Linked DNA regions of Homo sapiens: region 1 is linked to region 2. A link is a loop called in an ENCODE intact Hi-C map of the cell type or tissue named here. Cell type or tissue: ascending aorta. All regions are shown on one strand. Links, peaks and the distances in the headings refer to the core of each region. The heading gives the core; the rest is flanking DNA. Region 1 has its middle 29 kb from the start of RNF7. Region 2 has its middle 77 kb from the start of RNF7.

Region 1 (9,385 bases), core at 600-8,599, 48 kb before region 2:
TGCACTACTGCACTCCAGCCTGGGCGACAGAGTAAGACCGTGTCTCAAAAATAAAAATAAAAGTAGTAATAATAATACTAAGTAGCCATCCATCAAGCTCTCAAGCCTCAAGCCTTGGCTGTGTTCTGTTGCCCTTGACTGTCCCCATGGTGCTGTCACTATCGACTACCTGAAACTATATATCTTGGAGTCGTTTCCACCCAGCAAGCTTTTTCTACAGTAGCTGCAAATCCTACTTGGCCCACTGGGGATGTGGACTCAGTAGGCCTGGACAGGGAAATGCCTAAGATTCTCAAGACAAACAAGGTAAGGAAATATCCTGTTTTTGAGAAGCTTTTGAGAATAGCTGTGTCCTTCTGCCTGAGGAGGCTGGGACAACTTTGTAATCAAACACAAAAGAGTGTTCACTCCTGAGTAGGCCGCCCTTCTTCCTCAGGTCACATTGATTACATTTTACATTATATCCTGACTTTAAGAAAGAAAAATTGGGAGGTCATACTTCCTGTTTTTCCTCAGTTGCCAACTTCTTAAAATGGGGCTTCTAGTGAGGTCTTTGAGACTGCTTTATGGTCCACACACAACTGTTTGCCACGTTAGGTACCAAGACCAAGATGGGTCACTGCTTGGCTCTCAGAGCTGAAAAACCTCATCGGAAACTGCTAAAAAGGTGCAGTTAAATAATTATCCCCATGATTTAATTCAAGCACTTAGTTTTAAAAGGTGAACAAATAAAGCCTCTTAACTTGCTACTTACCATGTTAAAGTTTGAATGAATTCCAATAAACCATTTTCTCCTTCTCTTCCTTTTCCATCTATGCCATTATCTGCCTAATGCAACTTCACTAACCAAGGACCACTTTCCATCAGACCTTCAATTTTCTTCTTGATTCCTACAAGAAAATCAAAGTATTTTATTATTTTTAGACAATAGTTCCCCTGTTTGTCACCAGCTAAGCTGACTTTATTCTTTTAGCTTGTACTTTACTGGACTTGTGTGAGTAGATGCATTTGCAGTATAGTCAAGGAAATACTGTATATATAATTTTTAAAGTCCTCGTTTTATACTCAGTACATCCTTCCTTCTTTAGAACAAGAAGCCCAAAATTACTCTGCATGAAAGGAAATTCCATCTAAGATTTAGATTGTTGCCTTTACTTTGAAGAGGAAAATGATGTATCTAGAAATTTCCTGGAAGAAGATGAATGAGTTGCCCACTGATCTAGGGGAAGTGATAGTTCTTGTGAAGGAATTCAGCCCTTTAAAGGAGCCTGAAAAGCTGTTACCTTTTTGAGCTTTAAAAGAGAAAATCTGAAGGAGAAAGAACCATCCTGCCTTTGTAGAATTCATGACTGGGCTCAGGGTTCCTGGGGTTGGTTCACACTTGTCAGTCGACACAGCTTTTGTAGAGTCTATTGTCAGTGCTGGGAAACAGCATCAGGTCCACATTTAATTTATGTCAGTTCAAGTTTAGGAGTTTGGCAAAGAAAAATACAGGAAGGGAATGGAGGAAAAGAAATAATCACAGGCATAATGAGGGCTCATCCACTCAGTAAGTATGAGATGGGAAATAGGAATTGGCAGTCCCACGTTCAAACTTTTTCTGGGGGCCTACAAGTGTTTAGAGTTATATGTGCCCCCTAAACACTAACCAACTACTTCATCTGGATCCAACTGAAGAAAGACCAAGTGATCTGTTCCAAAACTGGGGAAGAAACTGTGTGGGACTTAGAGATAATATGCCTAGATATTGTAATGTGTGGGCAAATTACGGAATTTTAAAGGATCATTTAACTATACACTAATTTTGTCCACAATGTCCACCATCGAGAGCCTAACCCTGGAGCTAGACAAGACTTGAATTCCTTCAGCATTTAACAAATATTTTCGAGCTCCTATTATGTGTCAGGCAGTGGTGTAGGTGCCAGGGACCCAACGGAGAACAAAAGAGACAAAAATCCCTCCCCTTATGAAGCCGACATTAAGTGAATGTTAACTAGCGTGGTTAGAGCAAGGAAGAGAACAGAGTCAAGGATAATCAAGCATAAGTTTTCAAGCCTGGAGGGAAAACTTGCTTTTCAGGAAAAGGAGATAAATTTGGACATCAGGCCTTCCTAGGTTGCCGGTTGGGGAAAAAGAGTAGAAAGTATGCTATTAAAAAAAGGATTTGATTGGTTTCTTTGGACATGAATCTAATCTGCTGGGTTGTTGGATTAAACAGACAGGATTGGCTGGGCGTGGTGGCTCACGCCTGTAATCCCAGCACTTTGGGAGGCCAAGAAGGGCAGATCACTTGAGGTCAGGAGTTTGAGACCAGCCTGGCCAACATGGTGAAACCCATCTCTACTAAAAATGCAAAAATTAGCCGGGTGTTGGGGCATGTGCCTGTAGTTCCAGCTACTTGGGAGGCTGAGGCAGGAGAATTGCTTGAACCCGGGAGGCAAACGTTGCAGTGAGCTGAGATTGCACCACTGCATAGCCTGGATGACAGAGCAAGACTCTGTCTTGAAAAAAAAAAAAAAAGGAAATAGGAAGGATTTATTTTCCTTTAGAACACAGTTGGAGGGATGAACACTGGCCCATCTTTTGGTTTTATTAGGGGTAAGCCTAACTTGTCTAAATCTCATTCATCCTTACATCTAAGTAAGGCATGGGAATGATAGCAAATGACAGCTGTCATGAATGATATAACAGTGCTACATTATTCACACTAGAATAGTATCTGGCACATGGTAGGTATTTAATAAATGTTTGTTCAATGAATCAATGAATCAATGACTAATAGAGTGTAAACTGCAATCGTGTTATGGAAACTTTATCTCACTGTTCAGTGCTTTTCCAAGTACAGTGTTTGCAATAATGCCTTGAGACCACTCGTGAACAAGATGAAATATGATTTTTCTATTTGTAAAATCTCTTCACAGAGAAAAATGCATTTGAAAACGTAAGTTGACTGCCCAGAATGATGAATGATGTGGATACTGATCACATGTGGCATCCATTTCTTTTTGTCTCCTTCTGGCATGATAGAAAGCAGTGGTGACCAATAGGGCCGAGGCTGAAAGCCAAAAGCTAAATTCCTTTACAGCTGCTCAGCTTTGCAAGGAAATACGTCATCTTAGCCAGTCTACATCCCTAACTTAGCCAGTGTGGCACAAACGTGTGCCCTTGGAGAGGAAGAGACTTCCAGGCCTGTGATTGGCCTGGTCTAATGTGTACTCCCATGGGAAAAACAATCAAAGTCTCCCTCCAGCTGATGATAAGAGAGGTCACAATGTCATCTCTGCCTGAAAAATAACCAGTTTGGAAAATGCTAGTCAAAACCACTCTCCAGAATTTAGACCTCTAATGAGTTACGGTGGCCCTGTTAGATAATAGGAAGGCTGGCATTGCTCAGTACAGGAACTTCCTGCTCCAGGGCTTTAACCAAAGTTCAAGCAAAACTGGATTCTTTTCCCTAGGTTGAAAACAAATTCCTTGGAGTAAGGGTGGGTATGTGCTCAGGCCTTGGTAATACTTGATACACCCCAGCTGTATTCACCGTAACCCTTTTTTACCTAATCTTACATTTCTTTACTTTGAAACAAAAACAGGCTCACTAACAATGACCATTTTAATTTATCCCCTCTGTCTGGGAGAATTTAGCAGTGGCATAGCTATGCCCGGTTGTGCCCAAGAGGCAGGGTGGTGTAGTGAGATGTGCGGAATCTCCAGGTTTAAAACCTCTCCGGAAAATGCTATGAAACTCCTTGGAAAGTCACTTGACTTCTCTGAATCTAAATTTCCTCTGGCAAAATAGAGATCATAATACCCATCTCTTAGAAGCATTGTGAGGACGGCTGGGAAGCATTGTGAAATAGTGGTGGTAGAGGCACGTAGGACACAGTTTTAGTGCCTCGCTTGCCAGCATTATCTCTGGCTTTCATACGTCACTGAAACACTGAAATGGGAGCAACCTGGTGAAGAAACTTCATGTGCAAGGGTCCTTCCTTCTACCACTGTCTCCCTGAGGGTCAGGAGGACAATGGCACACCTTCCCTGGCAGCCACTCCACAGATCTAGTATGGACCCACCCAGCCTTGTGCTTCCTCTCATTTTCTCTTTGGTCAATTGCCAAGCTTCCCCAGGTGTCCTGGACTTGAGAATCTTTCTCACCACCCTCTTTGAACTGGCTACTAGGTCCTGTCAATTCTCTTCCTTCTAAATATATCGAGACTCCATCTTTCTATCACTGCAGCCTCACTTTATCTTCTCTTGCCTGAACCAGTGTAAAAGCTTCCTGCTTTTCCTACCACTCCCCTCTCATCCCTGACTCCCGACACCACTCCAGAATCCTGCTAAGCTAGTGCAGTTGTCCTCTTCCTTCAGCGGACCTCGTCAGACACGATGAGAAGCCCTCTGACATTGATGAGAACTGGGAGATTGTGGATAGACTGTGCCTGACAGTGGAGGAGAAGATAATCACCAGGACAGAGGGTAACACTGATGACTTGCTCATTGGTGGAAATGCCTCCTCTGAAGGCCCCAAGGGCAAAGGTATCCAAAGCACCCAAAGTCATCTATTGGTGTTGATATTGTCATGAACCATCACTTGCAGGAAACCAGCTTCACAAAGGATGCCTACAAGTACATCAGCGGGGCAAGGTGGTTCACGCCTGTAATTCCAGCACTTTGGGAGGCTGAGGTGAGAGGATCATTTAAGCCTACCAGTTTGAGACCAGTGTGAGCAACGTGAAGAGACCCGGTCTGTACAAAAAAAAAATTAGCTGGCCATGGTGGTCACATCTATGGTCCCAACTACTTGGGAGGCTGAGGTGGGTGGATTGCTTGAGGCCAGGAGGTCAAGGCTGCAGTGAGTCATGATCACACCACTGCACTCCAGCCTGGGCCACAGAGTGAGATCCTATCTCAAGAAGAAAACAAAAAAAAGAAGTACATTAAAGACGACACGAAATCAATGAAAGGCGAACTTGAAGAAGAGAGATCAGAAAGAGTAAAACCTTTTATGGTAGGACTGCAGAATACATCAAGCACATCCTTGCTAATTTCAAAAACTACCAGTTCTTTTTTGATGAAAATATGAATCCTGATGGCATGGTTGCTCTACTGAACTACCGTGAGGATGGTGTGACCCCGTATATGATTTTCTTTAACAATGGTTTGGAAATGGGTAAATATTAACAGATTTGGCAATTACTTTGAATATATCACCTATCATCATAAATGGCTGCTGCTTGCCATCCACAAAACACCAGGTCTTAAGACAAATGGGCCCTTCATTTATTTTGACTGTGATTTATGTGGAGTGAAGGCCTTGTTTTTTTAAGAAAAAAAAAAAAAACATGTCACATAGGTTGTCTAAAAATAAAATACATTTAAACTTAAAAAAAAAAAAAAGCCCATAACTAGTCTCCTATCCTCTAACTATTCCTCTCTCTAAAGCACATTCTGCAAAACTGCCAAAGATGCTTTTCAAAAATCCTGTTCTCACTATGCTACTGTCCTGCTTCAAAACCATCATGTCTCCCCCTTTGCACACAGGAGAAAATCTAACTCCTGAACTCAGCATTCATGGCTTTCAGTCACGTGGGTCCACTGGCCTCTTCAGTCACATTTCCAGCCTCTTTCCCAATGACTGCTCTATGGCGAAAGTCACCCCTCCAGATGCCTAATACGCCAGGCACCTTCCTCCTGTGAGCCTTTTTTCATGTGGTCTGACTGCGTGGAACCTCCTCTCCTAACACAGCTGACAAACCTCTTCTCATTTCTTCCAAGGAGAGCCCTGTTTCCTAAATGGGCCAGTACTCAAAGGTCAGGTGTAAATTTTCATGGAACCAGCATCCCCCAGAAAGGCTCTCCATATCCTTCGCTTGCTGGCCTCTTCTGGGACCGCCAGAACAGGTGGGCATCCTACATTCTGGGGGGCATCAGATTAACCACTACTCAAATGTTCATCTGTGGATGCCAGGCCCTGGTAGACCTTCTCCTAGTGGTTGAATTATTTTTTCAAGTTGTTAAAAATAGCTTCTTTCCATCGAAAAGGAACGTGTGTAATTTCCTGTGTAAGTCCTAGTTTTATAAACCAGAACATAAACTGTTTGCTTGATTATAGGACTTAAGAAGGCAAAATGTAGTGTTTGATGATTCACACCTTGGGCCTTGGGACCTTTCTATAAAGGTTTCCATTGTTTAGCTGTCACCCCAGGATGAAGCCCCAAATAAAATAATTGCAGGATTATAACTGGTAACTTCCTGTTTTGGAACTAATAAAGCTGTTTTGAAGATTACATCTTGACTTTTGAACTTGGTCTTTGCATTCCTTAATGCCACTGGTATTTCTGTGGACTGTGGCTATGATATAAGCAACAATGCCTTATTTGGGGAAGTGTATTTGCCACTTGGGTGGCATGGTACTGTAGTAAAGTTCTGATCAATCCCAAGTTTGTGGACATACCATTTTATGGTTGGATTTTTGCCCCATGTACATGCCTAAGTCACTTACTGGCTCTCCCTGTCCTAAATCCTCCAAAATTGAAACAGCCCTGGAGGTTGTCTGTGGGGCTTGGGCTGGGAATGAACAGGCACAGGATACCCCAAGTCCTCACTGGGTCTTTCAAGAACTTTGGGGGCCTTGAGGCAACAAGGCAGCACTGGCTGAATAGGGCTCAGAGAAACCATCTAAACTGAGGGTGGCTATTCCTGACAACCTTACAGTGACTTCCAATCTTCAGCTATCTTTTGGCTCTTTGTGGACCTCGCAGGTTTGTGACTAGGCATAGACCAAGCCAGACATCATCCACTTGAGCACCGATCAACTTCCAGGCCCACGATTCCTAGTTCCTGTATCCCCATGGTACAGAGAGCCATGGGGCTCAGAGGTGGCTTCCCTGAATATAGAAGAAGAAAGTATAGAAGACAGTATAGGAGAAGACAGAGAAGCCAGAATGGAAATGGGACTGAGTCTTGTCTGTTCTGCGGTTTTCAGGGCAGAGAAGAGGCATCTCAGAGCCTCGGTCTGCTCTCTGATTTTCTTCATTGTGCAAAATAAATCAGGAGCAGACAGTCTGATTTTTTCAAGTCCAAAACAGTGATTCTCAAAGTGTGATCCTCGGACCAGCAGCATCAGCACCCTGGGAACTGGATAGAAATGCACACTGTCCAGCTTCACTCAGACCTACTTACTCAGAACCTGAGGGGTGGCGCCCAGCAATCTGTGTTTTAACAAGCCCTCTGGGTACCTCTGAGGCTGCTCAAATTTGAGGACCCTTGTTTTAATAACTCTTCATCTTCAGGGGTACACTGAGGCAAGACTGATTTGGACAAAAATCTTTAACTCCTGCAAACATAGAAAGAAGGTATTTTGCTTCCTTTATTAACTTATAAATGGTTGCTCAATGTAAAGCTGTCAAGTTCTTGTATTGCTCTAAATGTTCTTATCACTCCAAATGAGAGGAATAATAATAGGCACAGGTTTCCTAGTGCAGGTTTTGCCTCAATGGCATTGTGGGGACAACTTTCCAAGCAGCAGGCCAAAAGCCTCTTGTCCACAAAGAGGCCGGCATGGAAATCGTTTGACTGTTTCCAGTTAGAGCCAAATGGAAACCATGTGGACTTGTCACCCAGGAGGCTGATGTAGATCAGTCTGAATCTTTACTTTGAAACAAGTAGAACTCTTCTGCCAAAGATCAAACTCACCCCCCAAACACTTTATGATAGCAAAAACAGTTGTCAAATGTGGAAAGCTGTTGTTGAATTTGCTTTGTAAACTCTGGAAAGCATGACACTAGTCTGCCCTGAAAGGAAGCTATAAAATAAGTATAATATTAGATACAAAAGGATTTGAGGCAAAGAATTCCTTGGGAAACAAAAGACTTTAATGGCTCCCAATGTCTACTAGGTTAAGTACAAACTTTCCACCTGACATGCAAATTCTTCCTTACTATGACCCTCCCGTCTTGCCAAGGGCCGCCCTCCTCTCATCCTCTTGTTCTACCTAAACCTGCAGGCTCATGGCGTGCATTAAGGCCCTTCTTCCTCACTTAAGTCCTTCCTCACCTAAGTCTTTCCTTTGAAAAAAAATTTTTTTTATTTCCATAGATTATTGGGGAAAAGGTGGTGTTTGGTTACATGAGTAAGTTATTTAGTGGTGATATGTGAGATTTTGCTGCACCCATCACCTGAGCAGTATACACCGAACCCTATTTGTAGTCTTTTATCCCTCACCCTCTTCCCAGCCTTTCCCCCAAGTCTCCAAAGTCCATTGTGTCATTCTTTTTTTTTTTTTTTTTTGAGATGGAGTTTTGCTTTTGTTGCCCAGGCTGGAGTGCAATGGTGCGATCTCGGCTTACTGAAACCTCTACCTCCTGGGTTCAAGTGATTCTCCTGCCTCAGCCTCCTGAGTAGCTGGGATTACAGGCATGCACCACCATGCCCAGTTAATTTTTGTATTTTTAGTAGAGACAGGGTTTCTCCATGTTGGTCAGGCTGGTCTTGAACTCCCAACCTCAGGTGATCCGTCCCCCTCAGGCTCCCAAAGTGCTGGGATTACAGGTGTGAGCCACCGCGCCCGGCCCATTGTGTCATTCTTATGCCTTTGCATCCTCATACTTAGCTCCCACTTATGATTGAGAACATACGATGTTTGGTTTTCCATTCCTGAGTTACTTCGCTTAGAATAATAGTCTCCAATCTCATCCAGGTCGCTGTGAATGCCATTAATTCATTCCTTTTTATAGCTGAGTAATATTCCATCATATATATACACCACAGTTTCTTTATCCCTTCATTAATTGATGGGCATTTGGGTTGGTTCCACGTTTTTGCAATTGCGAATTGTGCTGCTATAAACATGCGTGTGCAAGCATCTTTTTCGTATAATGACTTCTTTTCCTCTGGGTAGATACCCAGTAGTGGGATTACTGGATCAAATGGTAGTTCTATTTTTAGTTCTTTAAGGAATCTTCACACTGTTTTCCATAGTGATTGTACTCATTTACATTCCCACCAGCAGTGTAGGAGTGTTCCCTGTTCACTGCATCCACACAAACATCTATTACTTTTTTATTATGACCATTCTTGCTGGAGTAAGGTGGTATTGCATTGTGGTTTTGATCTGCATTTCCCTGATCATTACTGATGTTGAGCATTTTTTCATATGTCTGTTGGCCATTTGTAGATCTTCTTTTGATAATGTCTATTCATATTCTTAGCCCACTTTTTGATGGGATTGTTTATTTTTTTCTTGTTGATTTGTTTGAGTTCATTGTAGATTCTGGATATTAGTTCTTTGTCAGATGTATAGATTGTGAAGATTTTTTCCCACTCTATGGGTTGCTTGTTTACTCTGCTGACTATCCCTTTTGCCGTGCAAAAGCTCTTTAGCTTAATT
Region 2 (9,385 bases), core at 769-8,768:
TCCTTCCTTCCTTGCCTCCTTCCTTCATTGTCTCCTTCCTTCCTTCCTTCCTTCCTCCCTCCCTTCCTTCCTTTCTACTCTCCGTCCTCCCTCCCTTCCTTCCTTTCTACTCTCCGTCCTCCCTTCCTTCCTCCCTTCCTCCCTTCCTCCCTCCCTCCCTTCCTCCCTCCCTCCCTTCCTCCCTCCCTCCCTTCCTCCCTCCCTCCCTTCCTCCCTCCCTTCCTCCCTCCCTCCCTCTCCTTTCCTTCCTTCCTTCCTTCCTTGCCTCCTTCCTTCATTGTCTCCTTCCTTGCTTCCTTCTTCCCTCCCCCTCCTTTCCTTCCTTCCTTCCTTCTTCCTCTTTCCTTCCTTCCTTTCTCCCTCCCTCCCTTCCTCCCTCCCTCTCCTTTCCTTCCTTCCTTCCTCCCTCCCTCCCCTCCTTTCCTTCCTTCTTCCTTCTTTCCTTCCTTCCTTCCTTGCCCCCTCCTCTCCCCTCTCCTTCCTTCCTTCCTTCCTCTCTTCCTTCCTTCCTTTCTTCCTACAGAGTCTCACTCTGTCACCCAGACTGGAGTACAGTGGGGTGATCATAGCTCACTGCAGCCTCCAGCTCCCAGGCTCAAGCTCCTACCTCAGCCTCCCAAGCAGCTGGGACTACAGGTGGGTGACACCACACTTGGCTAATTTTTTAATTTTTTGTAGAGACGAGTCTCACCATGTTGCCCAGGCTGGTCTCAAACTCCTGGCCTCAAGCAACCCTCCCACCTCAGCCTCCCAAAGTTCTGGGACTATAGACATGAGCCACCACACCCAGCCTCTTTTTTCTTCTTTAACAAAATAGAAAAGAAGGGAAATTGTCTGAGTGCCTCTTATGGAGTAAAAATAATAATGATTATCTCATGAGACTTTTATTTTAATGATATTCAGAATCATAATGGAGACCCTACCCAAGCAACCCACACAATATAAACAGCCTTTATGGTGGTACTGATGCATGCTGATACCTACACATGGGGTCATGATGTTAATTGTATTTATGACAGTGATTGCAGTGAAAAAAATAATTGAATATTGCTGAAGGGACTGGTTTGAACAAGTTACGATTAGCCCTTATAATTAAGTAGCGGAGGCTGATTATAAGAACTGGAGTTTTAAAAAAATGACTTAGGAACAATTTTACCACAAAAGGGCTGGTTCTGGGAAGGTCCTCCATTGGGATGAGCGGGGAGACATGGCAGGGACCCCAGCAAAGGCACTGTGAAAGTAAGGATTAGAGAGACTGGGAAAGGCGGATGAGGGATGGCAGAGTGGAAGAGGTGCTGGGTGGAAGGAGGCTTGGGGGAAGGAAGGGAGAGAGGGAGCCCCAGCTGGGGAGCTGGAAGTTCAGAGTACAAAGTGAAGAGTTGGGGCCTGGCCCAGATGTGTTTGGGGTGCCAGGCTCCCCCATCTGATCTGTCAGGTGCCCACTTCCCAAGTTACCCATTTCATCTCAATGCTGACCTCTCCTCTCCTCTTTCCCCCTCACATCCAAGCCCTAGATTTAATCTTAGAAAAGATACGACATCAGAATATTTTCTGAAACCCAGTGCTTTTGGAGTCAGAATTCTGATTGCTGGTCTCACTCCAAGTGAGCCGGCCTCAGGAGGGGAGGCATGGGCGAGACCAGGTCTGACCTCACGGCAGGGACGCATTGGCAGCCAAGAGAAGGAGGCCCTCACTTGGAGGGGTCAGTGGGGGTGGCTGGAGTGCCGGGAGCAGAGGTCCTGCGGTGATGACCAAAGTGCTGACTTTCAAGCTGGGCCTTCCAGATGTGGAGGAGGGGCCGGTGGCCCTTCCAGGGAAGTGGTGTGAGAACAGGCCCTCTGGAAGGGATGGGAGGGGCAGCCATGTAGGTCAAAGGGGGAATGGAGGAGAAGGGCTGAGCAGGCAAGCCGGGCTTTGCACTCCACTCAGTCAGGAATGCAGAGTGGATGACACAGCCAGCTCTGGGCTTGCAAGTGAAACCACCTTTGCAAAAATTATAACTGAGAAAATTATGGCAGTGAAAGAAATCTGACCTAACCAACTCCTTCTTGCTTTTAACCTTCAAAATGTCCTTGCGCATTCCTGGGCACAGGCCAGAATAACTTGGGGAGGAACTTAGTTTATGTTAATAGATTAACTTCGAAACAAAGACAATAACAACCCTTTCCCAAAACAAATCCCCTTCTTGACTAGGGACTAGACTGTCTTTGCAGGACTAACAAATTAGCCACAAGATTAGAAATTATGGTTTAGGAGTCACTGTTGTAAAACCTGAGATCAGTGCTTGAGACAGTTTGCAGACCCTGTGTTCCAAAGCACCAGCTGGTGCCACTCAGATGGGTAAGATGGCTCATCTGGTCTTGTGGACCCTACCCAGGAACTGACTCAGTGCAAGAGGACAGCTTCAACTCCCTATGATTTCATCTTCAACCCGACAAATCAGCATTCCCCACCTTGTGACCCCCTACCCACCAAATTACCCTTAAAAACCTCAATCCTGAATTTTCAGAGAGTTTGATTTGAGTGATAACTTCATCTTTTACATGGCGTGGCTGGCCTGGTGTCAATCAAACTCTTTTTTACTACAATGCTGTGGTCTTTATTTGTGCAGCGGGCAGAAAGAACCCCTTGGGAGGTTACACAAGGACCGAGTACCCATGTGGCTTGGGAGTAAACCCTAGCCAGTTCATTTCAGAGAAGAATAAGAAAACAAGACCATACACTCACCTTCCTGAGCACCTGGTCACTGTCAATGCTGCTTTTCAGGTCACTTTTGATGGCTGGACACACGGACGTCTGAGACTGCGCACAGTGTTTCTCATATGTTTTCAGAAACTTTTGAAGAATCAAAACGATGGGCAGGGGTGCCCCTTTAGATTTTTGTTTTCCTTCATTTGCTCTTGGCATTGTTTTATAGTGTTAGATTTCACTTGGATTCTGAAAACAGTAACTTGCCCTGAAACCCAACATACAGGTGTCTTTTTAAGGAGCAGAACATACTTCCTCCACTAAAAATATTAGGAAAATATTGCTGCATACCCTTCTCTGAAAATCTTGAAGTGCTTCATTTATCTTAAAATGGGACTAAGGAGTCAAAATGGAGACCATTGAAAGGAATTGTTCAATTTCCAATTTCCCTACTCATGGGTCCATATCCTTCTTTTAGATTCTTCAAAATAGGGGCAATGCCCACTGGAACTTAGTTATAAAGGAATGCAATTAACATTTATACTGGTTACTAAAAATTACCAAGAACATACTGGTTTTTAAATGGCATAGTTCCCTTTACAGACACAATTCTTGCCAGACAGTAATATATCATAGTGGTTAAGAATGTGGATTTGGAGATGACTGGGTCTGGACTTTAGTCTTGTCTCTACCACTTGACCCACTGGGTAGCCTTAGATAAATTATGAAGCCTCTTCACGTTTCCATTTCCCCATCTGTAAAATGGATTATGGGCCAGAGTGAAGTTTTTGAAATGTAAATCAGGTCATATGACTCTTCTACTTAAATCTCTCCAATGGCTTCCCACTACATTTATCTTTACTGAATTTATCACATGCATATTCTACCAGTTATTAAGAGAGTGAACGTGAATTTGTCTAACTTTGCTATTAATTCTGCCAACATTTGTTTTATATATTTTAAAGCTATGTTATTAGGTGTCTATACATTTAGAACTGATAAATCTTCCTGAGGAGTCTACTCTTTTGTTATTATGTAATATTCCTGTTTATCTCTAGTAATGCTTTGCACTTTCAAGCCATGGTTCCCATACTACACTGAGGCGCTTCGGGGCACTGCCACAGATTTACAGGGCACTGTAGGATAATTTAAAATTTCAAGAGAAAGCCAACAACATCTGTTAGATGTCATGTGAATTATTAGCTGGAAGAATTTTACAATTTCAAATTAGATCACACTTGTATTCGTATCCTATTTTTACATAGCAAATGACCCCATCATGGGTGAAAAGCATTCTGGAAAGGGGAATGAACCCAGTGGAATGTAGAGACATTCAGATACTAGGGTAAGGGAAAATCACAATATCATAGTTCTGGTTGGGACTTTACAGATTGTCTAATCCAGGATGTTGAATGCTAAAAACAGAAAAGCACTAGGCAAACCAGGATCACTGTTAACTCTAGCAGTCCTCCTCCACTCACGGCCATCTCCCAGGTGTCCTCTCAGAAGTCTGTACTCCAGTCTGCTGCCACAGAGCAACCAGACTTGGCAGCTACAGAAAACTGTTTATTGGGCAAGGTCAACCTTTTTTTGGTGCAGTGGTGCAATCACAGCTCACTGTAACCTTGATCTTCTGGGCTCAAGGAAGGAAAAGAAGGGACTTACTTCAGCTGAAAACAGAACTGGGTCTCCTGACTCCCAGGACTGTTTCAGGCACAAAGACATGGGCCATAAGAGCACACAGAGAATGGCCGGGCACGGTAGCCCCAGTCTCTACTAAAAATACAAAAAATTAGCTGGGCATGGTGGCATGTGCCTGTAATCCCAGCTACTCCGGAGCCTGAGGCAGGAGAATCGCTTGGACCTGGGAGGCGGAGGTTGCAGTGAGCAGAGATGGCGTCACTGCACTCCAGACTGGGCGACAGAGCAAGACTCCTTCTCAAAAAAAAAAAAAAAAAAAAAGCACCCAGAGAAATTGCGACACCCCCCACTGCAGGCCAAGAGGAGTGCCCTCTGAATGAAACCCACCTCAACGGCAGCTTGATCTCAGACTTCCAGTCTCCAGAACTGTAAGAAAATTCTGTGGTTTAAAGTACCCGGTCTATGGTATTTCGTCATGGCAGCCCAAGCTAAGACAGGTAGTATACAGTATTACTGCTCACATTATGGATTATTCCTCACCAGCATTTAAAGTATTTACAGATGCACAAACTACCCACATAGATTCTGCAAATGCTCTAATAAGACACTTTTGAATCTTGAGTTTTTCACTTAATGTTTTATCACGAGAATTTATGTCATTTTTATATACAGTAAATGCTCAGGTTGGCAAATATCTAGGCACTTCAAAGCCAGCATTGATTGAATCATTAATGAATATTTATTGAAGGTCTAAGGTATATGTGTCCCGCCCTGTGCTAGGTTTTACTTGTCTTTTCTGAAAGTGACTCTCCCTCCCCAGTGTCCTGGAGACAGTGTGGGGACAGCGTGGGTGCCGGAGGAGGGGCTGAGAGTGGAGGTGGCCGGACCCTGCCCTCTGTCCCGAGGGGATGTGGAGGGCCCCCCTCTGGGTCCCTTGCCCGCCCAGCTTGGACAGCTCCTGGTCCACCTCGGAGTCCCAGGGGACATGGAGAGGGCCTGCAAGGAGAGGCTGCTTTGCGCTCCCTCTCCAAGGCTCCCGTGCTTTTAATATATTTCCCTAGAGAATCCTAGCTGCTCACCCTGAGGCCGGGAAAAGCCCAGCTGCGTGCACTCTTCCCCGCCCCCGCCCTGGGGCTGTGCGGGTGCATAGGGGAGAGAATAGGGGTTGCGAGCACCATGGTCTCCAGGGAGCCTCGCTCCTGGGATCAAGCATTTCTCCTGGAGCTGGGGCAACCTCCTCCGGCCCCTGCCCGCCCCGCCGGGCGCCCGCACTCACTCGCTCTCACTCTCCCTGCGTCCCGGGCCGGCTGCCCGCGTGGCGTCCGGCGCCCTGGAGACTGCGGCGAGGGGCGGAGGCTGGAGGGACTGTGGCCACCCAGGGCGCCGGCGCCGGGGAGACAGCGGGAGCTGGAGGAGGAGGCAGGTGGCGGCGGGAAGCAGTGTCAGGACTGGTCGGAACTCGGGCTCGGGCTCGGGCTTGGATTTGGAGAAACTGAGAAATCCTGGTGTCCTCGCTGCAGGTCAAACTTGTCGCAGCCAACGTCGCTGCGAGGGACGCTGCCTGGCAGGGAACAGGGGAAGTTGAGGAAGGCGGACCGGCGTCCCTGTTCATCAGTGGGGAATCTTGGGGAGACAGAGGCCTCCGAAGCGTGGACGCTCCAGCCTGTTGCCGCCGCTCCCAAGGCCGCCGTGGACCAGCCCTGGAGCCGCTAACACGATTTCCCAGGGAGCCGCGTCCCCGCATCACCCAGCAGGAGCTGCAGGCGACAGGGACGCTCTCGCCGTCCCGCCCGGTCCTCTCTTGCCCACTAGAAGGGCTTCATGGAGCGGCTGCTTCCCCCTCCCAATCCCAGGAGAAAAGGGGCGCAGGGATAAAGGCAGAGGCTCAGGGACTATACAGGAGTTTTTCTGGGGAATGTTAAGGAGAAAGGTGCAAAACAGCTGAAGCTTTCAGGACTGGATGGGGAGGAAAAAGGATTTTAAAAAGCTTTACTGGCCGGGCGCGGTGGCTCACGTTTGTAATCCCAGCACTTTGGGAGGCCGAGGAGGGCAGATCACCTGAGGTCAGGAGTTCCAGACTAGCCTGGCCAACATAGTGAAACCCCGTCTCTACTAAAAATACAAAAATTAGCTGGGCGTAGTGGCGGGCACCTGTAATCCCAGCTGCTCGGAAGGATGAGGTAGGAGAATCGTTTGAACCTGAGGCAGAGGTTGTAGTGAGCCAAGATCGCGCCACTTGCTTCAGGCAGTAGTCTGGGGGCGTAGAAAGGAAGGCTTGGGAGGATGTGGTGGGCAGAATAGAATCCCCCAAAGATATGCATGCTGTAATCCTGGGAACTTGTGGATATGTTACCTTATATGGCAAAAGCGACTTTCCACAGGATTAAAGTTATGGACCTCGAAGCAGGGCGCAGGTTGGAGTGAATGGTTATCCTTGATTACCCAGGTGGGCCCTGTCTAATCACAGGAGTCTGAGAACGTGACATTGAGAACCTTTTAGGTTAGGTCAGAGAGAGATAAGGAAGATAGAGAGAGAGAGAGAGAGAGAGAGAGGAGAGAGAGAGAGAGAGAGAGAGAGAGAGAGAGAGAGAGAGAGAGAGAGATGAAATGAGCAGGATTTTGCGACCTGTTGAAGCCTTTAATGGGGAGGTAAGGAGACTCAAGCCAAGGAAGGTGGGCAGCCTCTAGAAGCTGGAAAAGTGGAGAAAGAATTCTCCCCAAAGCCTCCGTAAGGAAACACAGCCCTGCCAACTCCTTGATTTCAGTCCAGTGAAAGTTGTGTGGGATTTCTGCCCTCCATATCTGGCACATAAGTTATCTATATCTATCTTAGGATATAGAGTAGGTGCTTAATGCATACTTGTTTAATGGAAAAAAGTGAATAAAAATAACAGTTGGATTAAATAAATTCACAGTAAACTGCAAATGGAAAGTAACCCCTTCATTCCTGTAGGGCTGGCTGTAGTTTTCTAAGCGTATGTTTTAAACCCAATTGGCTCTAATGGGAGGAAGTCTGGGCTCACAGTGAAGTGAGGAGGGTCAAGAATGGCCAGGAGGGATCCTGAATTTGGTCCAACATGACTTTCCAGTGAGTGTGCCCTTAGGAGTCTGTGCCCCTCTGTTATTTTTGCCTCTTCTCTTCCTCTCTCTGCTGGAACTTACAGCTTTTCTCAAAGGGTCCTATTTTGTGCATGACTATTTCTGCCTTCATAAGACAAAAAGCAGAGGAGGGCAGTGAGGGAGGAGAGTTCCAGAGTAGGCAAGAGGGCACCTGCAGGGCACCCGCTGAGACTCAGGGCAGATGCTTAGGGAGCAGAGGAATGGTCAGGAAGGCCAGAGCCCGAGGACAGGGACAGTGAGGGGCAGAAGCTAGACAGCCCATCAGAGCTGAGATGAAGGGTCCTTCGTATGCACTGTGGGCAAGTTCTTAAAGGAACCATGTCACTAGAATTTGGTCCAGCTGCTAGTGACAGAAACCCAGTTACACAGCTGAAACAATACAGAAAGTCACTTCCCTTTCATGTAAATGAAGTTCAGGAGTGAGCAGTCCAGAGCTGCTGCAGAAGCTCCAGGATTATAAAGAACCAAAGCAACTTTTACTTTATTACTCTTCCATCCTTGGTGTGTGACTTCTACCTCATGGCCCAGAATGGTTGTTGAACTCCAGCCATTTTGTCCCAAATTCAGGAAAGAAAGCTGGAAAAAGAAGGGCACATTCTCTGTCTTTAAGGATATCTTCCAGAAACTGCACATGACACTTGTGCTTACATCCCCCTAGATTAGGGACATGACCATACAAGATCATACCTAGCTGCAGAGGAGGCTGGGAAATGTAACCTTTATTATAGGCAGCCATGTGCCCACCTGAAAATGGGAGCTTTTGTTACTTACAGAAGAAGGGAAAGACAGATATTGGGAGATAACTAGCACCCTGAGCCACCACAGCTGGTAGCTGCCAGAGCCACAGCAATGACAGGTGCAGTGGTGAGATAGTTGCCAGTTTATCAGTACTGACACAGGATTCTTCTCAGCCACTTTGCCAACTGGGGACCTCCTTAGCCAACAATGCCTCACCTGCCTCCCAGGTCTCACTTGCCCACAGCCTGCTGCTGGAGGCACCCTCCCCACTTGGCCCACCTGTGTTATGGCTTGTACCTGCGTTCGGTGGTTTCCGAGCTCTTGTCCCACATCCAAGAAGAATGAGGATACACTGACAATTCAAAGGGTGAGGAGGGTGGAGAAGAATTTTATTGAGCCACAGAACAGCTCTCAGCAGAGAAGAGATGCGGGGGTGGTCCCCCATGCCAGCAGTTGGGTGGGTTTCTCTCCCAATGTGGCTGAATCAGGGCTTTTATGGACTCAGAATGGCAAGTGTGTGCTGATTGGTTTGTGAGTATGCAAAAAAGTTTAAAGCGAAGATACCACTCAAAGGTGCACACAACAGTGTAGAAAACCCTTAGGGAAGTGTGGGTATATGTAAAATAGGTGAAGGGTGGGGATCAATTAGAGGAAAGCATGCCAAACGGAAAGACGGGTTCTCAATCTGGTCCATGGATTTGACATGTAGCTTGGCTTTCAGGCTTTAAACTTTCTTTGGCTTGGAGGTGGAGTTTCACTGGGGACCCGCCCCTATCTCCCTAGGCATTTGGCTGACTCCTGTCACTATCAGTACTATGTGGATTTCTCACACGTTGAGCATTTGTAAAGCAGGGGCAGCCTGGAACTCATTTAACAGTTGTAATTTTGGATGTGACTCACCAGGGCTGAATTACCTAAGAGGCTAACCAAGTATGTGTGCAGGGCTCCAGCAAAGTTGGAAACAAAACAATAGCAATGAGAAGGAAAGAACTTGCTATTTCATATTGCAAGCAAACAAACAAACAAAAAGCTAGCAAAATAGTTTTGGGAAAAATCAGTACTTTGTTGGGCTTCATTATTTATATTTTGCAGTGCAGTGCTGTTTTGGTTTTTGATTTACATAGAAGAGAAAGATGGATGTGCCACAATCTCTTTGGTTCTTAAAAACATGATCAGGTACTCAGAATCAATATCAGCC

Evidence for each region. Hi-C counts contacts between places; a loop is a spot of excess contacts. Peaks named below come from ENCODE experiments on the same cell type or tissue, not always from the same donor. Only the 100,000 strongest peaks of a DNase experiment are listed, where the experiment ranks them.
Region 1: a loop joins it to region 2, with 4 times the contacts of the local background. A loop is called at or near these places in 1 of 110 quality-filtered maps.

The regions. Positions count from the first base shown.
Region 1 is chr3:141,704,797-141,714,181 of GRCh38, reverse strand. It overlaps the pseudogene LRRC78P and the pseudogene TPT1P3. Among named protein-coding and RNA genes, the nearest start is that of RNF7, 29 kb to the left of the region's middle. In ascending aorta, for the core only: no CTCF peak of the experiment used is centred there; a DNase peak (open chromatin) is centred at 3,091; H3K27ac peaks cover 5,980 bases.
Region 2 is chr3:141,656,614-141,665,998 of GRCh38, reverse strand. It overlaps the pseudogene LRRC78P. Among named protein-coding and RNA genes, the nearest start is that of RNF7, 77 kb to the left of the region's middle. RefSeq lists enhancers at 1,227-1,746, 1,747-2,267. In ascending aorta, for the core only: no CTCF peak of the experiment used is centred there; DNase peaks (open chromatin) are centred at 5,678 and 6,058; H3K4me3 peaks cover 2,814 bases; H3K27ac peaks cover 2,074 bases.